Linked DNA regions of Homo sapiens: region 1 is linked to region 2. A link is an interaction called in ENCODE POLR2A ChIA-PET data of the cell type or tissue named here. Cell type or tissue: MCF 10A. All regions are shown on one strand. Each heading gives the region's core, and the rest is flanking DNA. Links, peaks and the distances in the headings are about the cores only. Region 1 has its middle 30 kb from the start of ARPIN-AP3S2. Region 2 overlaps LOC124903551 (a long non-coding RNA gene).

Region 1 (4,391 bases), core at 104-4,103, 120 kb before region 2:
CCTCCCAAAGGGCTAAGATTATAGGCGTAAGCCACCGTGCGCGGCCTCTTTTTTTTTTTTTGAGACAGAGTCTTGCTCTTGTCGCCGAGGCTGGAGTGCAGTGGCGCCATCTCGGCTCAATGCAACCTCCACCTCTGGGTTCCAGCAATTCTCCTGCCTCAGCCTCCCAAGTGGCTGGGATTACAGGCATGCGCTGCTACGCCTGGCTAATCTTTTGTATTTTAGTAGAGACGGGGTTTCACCATGTTGCCCAGGCTGGTCTCAAACTCCTGAGCTCAGGGAATCCGCCCGCCTCGGCCTCCCAAAGTGCTGGGATTACAGGCGTGAGCCACTGCACCCGGCATAGGCCTCTTATTCCTTTTGATGATTCTTCTCATATTTACTCCTTTATCTCTAAATATTACACATATATTGCTACTTCTTGATCATTTTCAATTTTAGTTATCATCTGTTGATTTTCAACCATAGAGGATGAAGACTGAACTCTTTCACTATCAGTACACATTCACACACATACGCACACACACATGCACCTTCCCAATTCTCCCAAACTGGTAGGAGAATGAATGAATACATTTTGGTACATTTGCACAATGGAATATTATACAGCTTTGAAAGTGAATGAATTAAAGAACCAGGGAACAGCAAGTATGAATCTGGATGGTATCATAATGAGTGGAAAAAGCATGTCTCAGGTGACCACACAGAGTGATACCCTTTTTATAACATTCTAAACCAAGTGAAAGGAAACAATTCATTGTTCAGGCCCCTATAAATGTGATGAAGCTGTTTTTAAAAACCAAAAGGGCCTGATGCTGTGTCTCACTTAAGGCCATGATTTCAAGATCAGTCTGGGCAATATAGCAAGATTCCTTCCTACCAAAAAAAATTTTTTTAAATTAGCTGTGCGTGGTGGTGCACACCTGTAGTCCCAGCTACTCTGGAGGCTGAGGTGGAAGGATTGCTTAAGCCCAGGAGGTGGAGGCTGCAGTGAGCTATGATCACACCACTGAATTCCAGTGTGTGTGACAGAGTGAGACCCTGACTCATAAAATGAAATACTTAAAAAAAAAAAAAAAAAAAAAAAGAAGAAGAAGAAGAAACACCAAATTTAGGATGGTGGTTATCTTTAGTTGGGGGAGGCTGGGAGATGGGAAAGGCAAGAAGCCCATGGATATTATTGGCTAGTTGGGCTGTGGATTCAAATGAGGGTTCATTATATAAATAAATGCATGCATAAATGCACACATAAGCAAATCAAAGTAAACAAAACGAAAGAGATAAAGCATGAGCTGAACAATGATAATGTGTTCTTAACTACACAGACTTCATAGCAGTGCTGCGCATCATGGTAAAAATTCTGGAAATTTTTATCAAATTAAATTGCTTTGAAAATAAACTTCCCCACCTCCACTTTCTCTGTTTCTTCTTTCTTAACTGCTTATTATTTGACCAGTGGACCTCCTGTATTGATTTTTTTTTTTTTTTTTTTTTTTTTTGGCAAAGTCTTGCTCTGTTGCCCAGGCTGGAGTGCAATGACACGATCTCGGCCCACTGCAGCCTCTGCCTCCCAGGTTCAAATGATTCTCCTGCCTCAGCCTTCCAAGTAGCTGGGACTACAGGTGTGTGCCGTTATGCCTGGCTAATTTTTTTTGTTTTTTTTTTGAGATGGCGTCTCACTCTGCCGCCCAGGCTGGAGTGCAGTGGTGTGATCTCAGTGGTGATCTCAGCCCACTGCAACCTCTACCTCCCAGGTTCAAGTGATTCTCCTGCCTCAGCCTCTTGAGTAACTGGGATTACAGGCATGTGCCACCACACCCAGCTAGTTTTTGTATTTTTAGTAGAGACGGAGTTTCACCATGTTGGCCATGCTGGTCTTGAACTCCTGACCTCAGGTGATTTGCCCGCCTTGGCCTCCTGAAGTGCTGGGATTACAGGTGTGAGCTACCATGCCAGGCTTGATTTTATTTTCTATTTTCTCTTCTATTTTCCATCTCTTTGTCTCTGTCTCTTTGCTCTATTTTCTGGGAGATTTCCTCCACTTCAATTCCAACTTTTCATTTCTACCGTCATGTTTTTAATTTCCAAAAACTCATCTTCAGAAAATTCCTGAATGTTCCTTTTCTATGGTATCCTTTCTTTGCAGTATATCTGCCTCCAACTCCTGCTCTAGGACTCAGTCTTCCTGGGTATGCTGCATCATTTACCAGCCGTCCATCTATTTATTGTCTTACTATTGTCCTCTCCACCATTCTCCACTTCTTTATGGGTATATGTCTCTTAAACAATACTTTACCATAATTTAATTGTTTTTTCAGGAAGTTCTCTACCCTGAAATTTTTATGTAAATATTTACAATTGGCTGGGTGCGGTGGCTCACGCCTGTAATCTCAGCACTTTGGGAGGCTGAGGCAGGCGGATCACTTGAGGTCACAAATTTGAGACCAGCCTGGCCAACACGGTGAAACCCCGTCTCTACTGAATACCCAAAAATTAGCTGGGCGTGGTGGTTTACGCCTGTAGTCCCAGCAATTTGGGAGGCTAAGGCAGGAGAATCGCTTGAACCTGGGAGGCAGAGGTTGCAGTGAGCCAAGATTGCACCATTGCACTCCAGCCTGGGTGACAGAGCAAGATTCGGTCTCAATAAATAAATAAATAAATAAATAAATATTTACAATGTATTTATATATCAACCTCTAGATTTTAATAAGAATCTATATCGTACCTTCAAATAAAACAAGAAATCTTTTACTCTCTTTCTTCCCTCTTTCATTTATTCTCCTCTTCCCACCTCCCATGTTGAAATAATCAGAGATTCCCATTGCAGAGTTTTGTTTTGTTTATTTTTAATCCACACCTTCTTGGACATCAAAAAGTTTTACTGGCTTCTTTACCCACCACTCCTTATATCTCACATCTCCCTCTTGGATTCTGTCTTATCAATTGCTGCATTAAAAATTATCAATATTTGGCCAGGGATGGTGGCTCATGCCTGTCATCCCAGCACTTTGGGAGGCTGAGGCGGGCGGATCACAAGGTCAGGAGATCGAGACCATCCTGGCCAACATGGTGAAGCCCCATCTCTATTAAAAGTACAAAAATTAACTGGGCGTGGTGGCACGTGCCTGTAATCTCAGCTACTCAGGAGGCTGAGGCAGGAGAATCACTTGAACTAGGGAGTTGGAGGTTGCAGTGAGCTGAGATCGCGCCACTGCACTCCAGCCTAGGCGACAGAGTCAGACTCTGTCTCAAACAAAAACAAAACAAAACAAAAAATTATCAATATTTAGTGGCTTAAAACAAAATATGGCTGGGCGCTGTGGCTCCTTCCTGTAATCCCAGCACTTTCGGAGGCCGAGCCCAGTGGGTCGTTTGAGCTCAGGAGTTCAAGACCAGCCTGGGCAGCAAGGCAAAATTCCTGTCTCTACAAAAAATACAAAAATTAGCTGAGCAGGGTGGTGTGCACCTGTAGTCCCAGCTACTCAGGAGGCTGAAGTGGGAGGATCGCTTGAGCCCAGGAGGAGGAGGTTGCAGTGAACTGTGATTGCACCACTCCACTCCAGCCTGGTTGACAGAGTAAGACTCTGTCTCAGGTAAAAAACAACAACAACAACAAAAAAGAAACATGTATTATTTCACAGTTTTCCTGGGCCAGGATGCAAGCATAGCTTAGCTGGGCCCTCTGATTCAGGGTCTTTTGAGGCTGCAATCAATGCTGGGCTCTCCTCCAAAGGGTTGACTGGGGAAAGATTCAGAATTTAGTTTATTCAGGGCTGTTGGCCTCAGGGTCTCAGTTCCTAGCTGGATGTTGGCTGGAGGCTTCCCTTGGGCCTTTGCAATATGGATATCTCCATAGGGTAGCTCACAACATGTCAGCTGGGTCCTCTGAGTAAGCAAAGGAGAAAATTTTCTAGCAAAATAGAAGCCAGAACTTTTGCTGTCTCCTATCGGCTAGAAGCAAGTCACAGGCCCACCTACACTCATGGAGAGGGCATTACACAAGGGAGTGAACACCAACAGGTGGGGATCACTGGGGACCCTCTTAGTGTCTGTCTGCCACAAATTCCTAATTTTTCTTGTTGAAACACATCCTCTAATAATTCTTTCATATGTGGTTCTTGGCTGGTAAAATGTTTTAGATCTTGGCCGGGCGCGGTGGCTCATGCCTGTAATCCCAGCACTTTGGGAGGCCGAGGCGGGTGGATCACCTGAGGTTGGGAGTTCGAGACCAGCCTGACCAACATGGAGAAACCCCGTCTCTACTAAAAATACAAAATTAGCCGGGTGTGGTGGTGTGCGCCTGAAGTCCCAGCTACTCGCGAGGCTGAGGCAGGAGAATCACTTGAACCCGGGAGGCGGAGTTTGCGGTGAGCCAAGATCACGCCACTGCA
Region 2 (4,391 bases), core at 84-4,083:
AGACAATCCCTGGGGGGCTCCTCTCCAAGGGCTTCTTAAGGGCTGGGCATTGCTAAATGCTGTACAGGATTTTTCTCATTTAATTCTTACAACAGCCCCAGGGATTGTCCCCATTTTACAGAGGAAGCTGATGGCTCAGGCGTGAGTAACCACCCCAGGCCAGTGCCCAGCTTGTGTCAGACCTTCTGAGGAAGCCAAGTCTGTCTGACCACAAAGCTGCCTCCTACCCAGCATTCCTCTGCAGGGTCCCTGCCCTGCCCTGCCCTGGGGGACTCCTGGGGGAACCACATCCGTGCTTAGGTGTGGCATCCAGGGGGCACTGGGGAGGGAGCCCGCCGAGGGGTGCCATGCGGGACTTGGCGTCCCCACCTGCCTGGTCCATTCCTCCCCCCACCCCACTCTGCCCTGCCCTGCTGCCACCTCAGGGACCTCTGTGGGCTCTAGGTCCTTTCCATCCCTTCCACAGCCTGGACAACAACAGGCCCTTTCCCACTTCCTGAGAAAGTTCCCAAAGAAGTTCATTGTAAAAGCTACTCTTTGTCTTTTTTTTTTTTCCAAAAAATGTGTTTTTAATCAATTTTATAATAAAATCCAAACTGAGTTCTTGAAAACAACAGCAATAAGAAATTGAAAAAAAAAATCTCAGTGCCAGGAAGTACTGACTCTAGCACTGCCCTCCCCAGCCCCAGCAGCAGCCCTGGTGCCCCATTCCCCTGACTCCCTCCCCCACTGCTGGTCACCAGGCCTCCTGAAGCCACCTCTGGAATATCCCTGAACTGCTCTCCTTCTGTCTCTGGAGGGCACCCCACCCCCCCACCCGCCACCAACTGCTCTTCCTGCCTCCTACCTGGCACCCTTCCAATCTGGTCCCCAAACTGTCCCCAGGGGCTCTCTCTAAAAGGCAAACCTAATTCCATCAGTGTCCTTTTCTCCAACTTCATCAGGGATTCAGGATTCCCAGGAATAGAGCTCAATTCCCTAGCTCGGCATTCAGGGCTCCACTGTCCCTGAGCACTCCAGCCTCCCCCTCGCCATGCACCGGACCCCCTGCTTTTGGAAATGTTGGTCCCTCTGCTACGGACACCCTCCCTCCACCTGTCCATCTGACAATGCACCTCATTCCTCAACAGTGCCCCATGGACACTCACCTTCTCCTGCCCTCCCTCGTCACAGTGTGGGGGTTTCTGTCATCTCACCATTCTATCCAGGCTGACCTCGAAGGCCTGGGCTCCAGCGATCCTCCCACCTCAGCCTCCTGAGAAACTGGAATGACAGATGCACACCATCATGCCCTGCTTTGGTTCTTTAGTTCGCCCTATATGTGCCAAGTCCTGTGCTAAGTGCTGCATACAGTGGAAAACAGCGCAGGCAGGAACCCTGCGCCCACGGAGCTTATTATCCCTGCTGTTGTTGCCCAGGTAGACCAGTCATCCTCGGTGCACGGGAGCCACGCATACACACAGCTGACCAAAGTGCCTGCAGGCAGCCTGTGCTGCTTAAGCTTGTGGGGAGAGGGAGGTTTAGAAACAGCTGCTCCCGTCCTCACCAAGGGACTCCAGCCTAGAGAAGGAGTCTTTGGGGAAAGTCCCCCACTAAGCTGCCACGCCCTGAGATCACGCACCCTCTCCCAAGGGCTCTTCCGAGCACCACGTGGGGCTGAGTTACTGAGATGGAGGTGGCAGCAAGGGATGCCACGCAGGATGAGCAGGGAGGCATCATTCTGAGTCCTGCCTGCCCCTCCCACTTCCACCTTTTCTTTTCTCTCTTTTTTTTTTTTTTTTTTTTTTGAGACAGAGTATTACTCTGTCGCCTGGGCTGGAGTGCAATGGCACGATCTCAGCTCACTACAACTTCTGCCTCTTGTGTTCAAGCAACTCTTGCGCCTCAGCCTCCCAAAAAGCAGGAATTACAGGTGCATGTCACCACGCCCGGCTGATTTTTGTATTTTTAGTAGAGACAGGGTTTTGCCATGTTGGCCAGGCTGGTCTTGAACTCCCGGCCTCAAGCAATCCAACCTCCTCTGCCTCCTAAAGTGCTGGAATTGCAGGTATGAGCCACTGCACCTCACCCTTTAAGCAGTATTTTAATGGTTTTGTAGTGGTGGGTGGTTGCTATGAAAATCTCACGTTTGTTCTAACAATTCAAAGAATAAACAAGCATATAAGGAAAAAATGGATAGTCTCTCCCCTGTCTCCCTCCCCCAGCCCACCCCTGGCTCAAGTCAACCTCACTGAGGCAGAGTGGGTTAATAATTTGGCAAGTTCATTTCCATTTCATCCCAGCACTCATGACAATACACCCGAATGACGCACCCAGAGAGAGGACCCTGCAGCTTTGCTGGGTCAGACAGATGTGGCTTCCTCGGAAGGTCTGACACAAGCTGGGCACTGGCCTGGGGTGGTTACTCACGCCTGAGCCATCAGCTTCCTCTATAAAATGGGGACAATCCCTGGGGCTGTTGTAATAGAGGGTGAGATGAAATGCATTGCTTGGAACTTGCTTTTGAACTTAAAAATGTACGAACAGACATCATTCCAAGGTGATACATACAGAGTTAGCACACACGCTCTGTGACTGTGTACACTGTTTCCTGTGGACCTTTATTCACTTGTTTAAAGGGTGCTCTACAGACATTTTGGCTTATTTTTCTTCTCGAACAAGGAATGCTCTAATAAGCCTCCTCCTGCATGAATGGTTTAAGCAGTAGTTTCGTTACTCCCTGGGTTTAGGATAAATTCCCCAAAACAGGATCACTGGATGAAAGGGTAGCTGTGGTTAAATTGTGAATAGGGCTTGCCATTTTATTCATAGCGATTCCCATGTGCCCCAGGACTGTGGGGGGATCCCAGTTCCCCACACCCTGGCCGACTCTAGATGTTATCCGTTGGTCTAGACCTTGGCCAACATCATAAGTGAAAACTGACATCTCATTGTTTTGAAATTGTGTTTCCTGAGTATGACTAAGGTTAAACATCTTTTCACCTGTTAGTTGGCTTTTAAAATTTCCTCCTCTGTGAAGTTTCAGATCTAATCCTTTGCCCGGTTTTCAGTTGTGTTGTTTTTATTTTATTTTATTTTCCCAAGTCCTATTCTGCCCTAATGTTTGTTTGTTTGTTTATTTATTTATTTTGAGACGGAGTCTCACTCTGTTGCCCAGGCTGGAATGCAGTGGCATGATCTCGGCTCACTGTAAGCGCCGCCTCCTGGGTTCACGCCATTCTCCTGTCTCAGCCTCCGAAGTAGCTGGGAGTAACAGGCTACCACCACCACGCCCGGCTAATTTTTTGTATTATTATTATTTTTTTTTTAGTAGAGACGGGGTTTCACCATGTTAGCCAGGATGGTGTTGATCACCTGACCTCGTGATCCTCCCGCCTCAGCCTCCCAAAGTGCTGGGATTACAGGCGTGAGCCACTGCGCCTGGCCTGTTTTTATGTCTTTTACAAACACCTTGTAGGACCTTTTTAGGACATTATTGATATTAATCTGTTGTTGTTTATATGTGTTGCAAATATTATTGTCCAGTGTAATATTTGGCTTTTGCCATACAGAAGTTTGTATATATTTAAGTTTTCCTTTTGTTATGGAAATTTGAAAACACACTAAAAAATAACAGTAATAATGAACCCTCAATATACCCATCTCTGAGAGTCAACAGTTAGCAACATATAGCTAATTTTCCCCTGTTATGGAGGGTTCTTTTTGACTTTGCTTGTGGTGGTTGTGCAATGCAGAGATTTTTACCTTTATGTAGTCAACTGTAGCGGTCTTTTCATTTGTGGAGTATGGATTTCATATACCTAAAAAGGTCTTCCCACTCCACGATTATTAGCAAAACAAAACAGAAAGTACTCTTTCAATACTTCTAAAATATGATTTATTATTATTATTATTATTATTATTATTTTGAGACAGAGTTTCGCTCTTGTTGCCCAGGCTGTAGTGCAGTGGCGCGATCTCGGCTCACCGCAGCCTCTGCCTCCTGGGTTCTAGTGATTCTCCTGCCTCAGCCACCTGAGTAGCTGGGATTACAGGCATGCGCCACCATGCCCGGGTATTTTTGTATTTTTAGTAGAGATGGGGTTTCTCCATGTTGGTCAGGCTGGTCTCGAACTCCCGACCTGAGGTGATCCACCTGCCTCGGCCTCCCAAAGTGCTGGGATTACAGACGTGAGCCACCGCGTCCAGCTATGATTTATTGTTTTTAGAATGGTAGCATAGTACTTTTTTCATATAGAAGCCCATAATTTATTTAACCAATCCTCCATTACTGAACATCTAATTGTTTCTGATTTTCCCCTATTTTAAATCATGCTGTATTGAGCATTCCTGACTTCTCCACCCCTTCTGGATTAGGTCAAAGCAAACCTGAGACATCAAATCATTTCATC

What was found. ChIA-PET counts read pairs that join two places held together with the same protein. Peaks named below come from ENCODE experiments on the same cell type or tissue, not always from the same donor. Only the 100,000 strongest peaks of a DNase experiment are listed, where the experiment ranks them.
Region 1: POLR2A ChIA-PET joins it to region 2 with 5 read pairs; 2 of 35 experiments call an interaction of 5 or more read pairs at or near these places.

What each region holds. Positions count from the first base shown.
Region 1 is chr15:89,941,211-89,945,601 of GRCh38, reverse strand. No RefSeq gene overlaps it. Among named protein-coding and RNA genes, the nearest start is that of ARPIN-AP3S2, 30 kb to the right of the region's middle. In MCF 10A, for the core only: no CTCF peak of the experiment used is centred there; no DNase peak of the experiment used is centred there.
Region 2 is chr15:89,819,404-89,823,794 of GRCh38, reverse strand. It overlaps LOC124903551 (a long non-coding RNA gene), which reads left to right. Exons shown (of 2, transcript XR_007064753.1): 2 at 96-611. Among named protein-coding and RNA genes, the nearest start is that of ANPEP, 6.7 kb to the right of the region's middle. RefSeq lists enhancers at 1,018-1,518, 1,519-2,019. In MCF 10A, for the core only: no CTCF peak of the experiment used is centred there; DNase peaks (open chromatin) are centred at 174, 1,544, 2,394 and 2,904.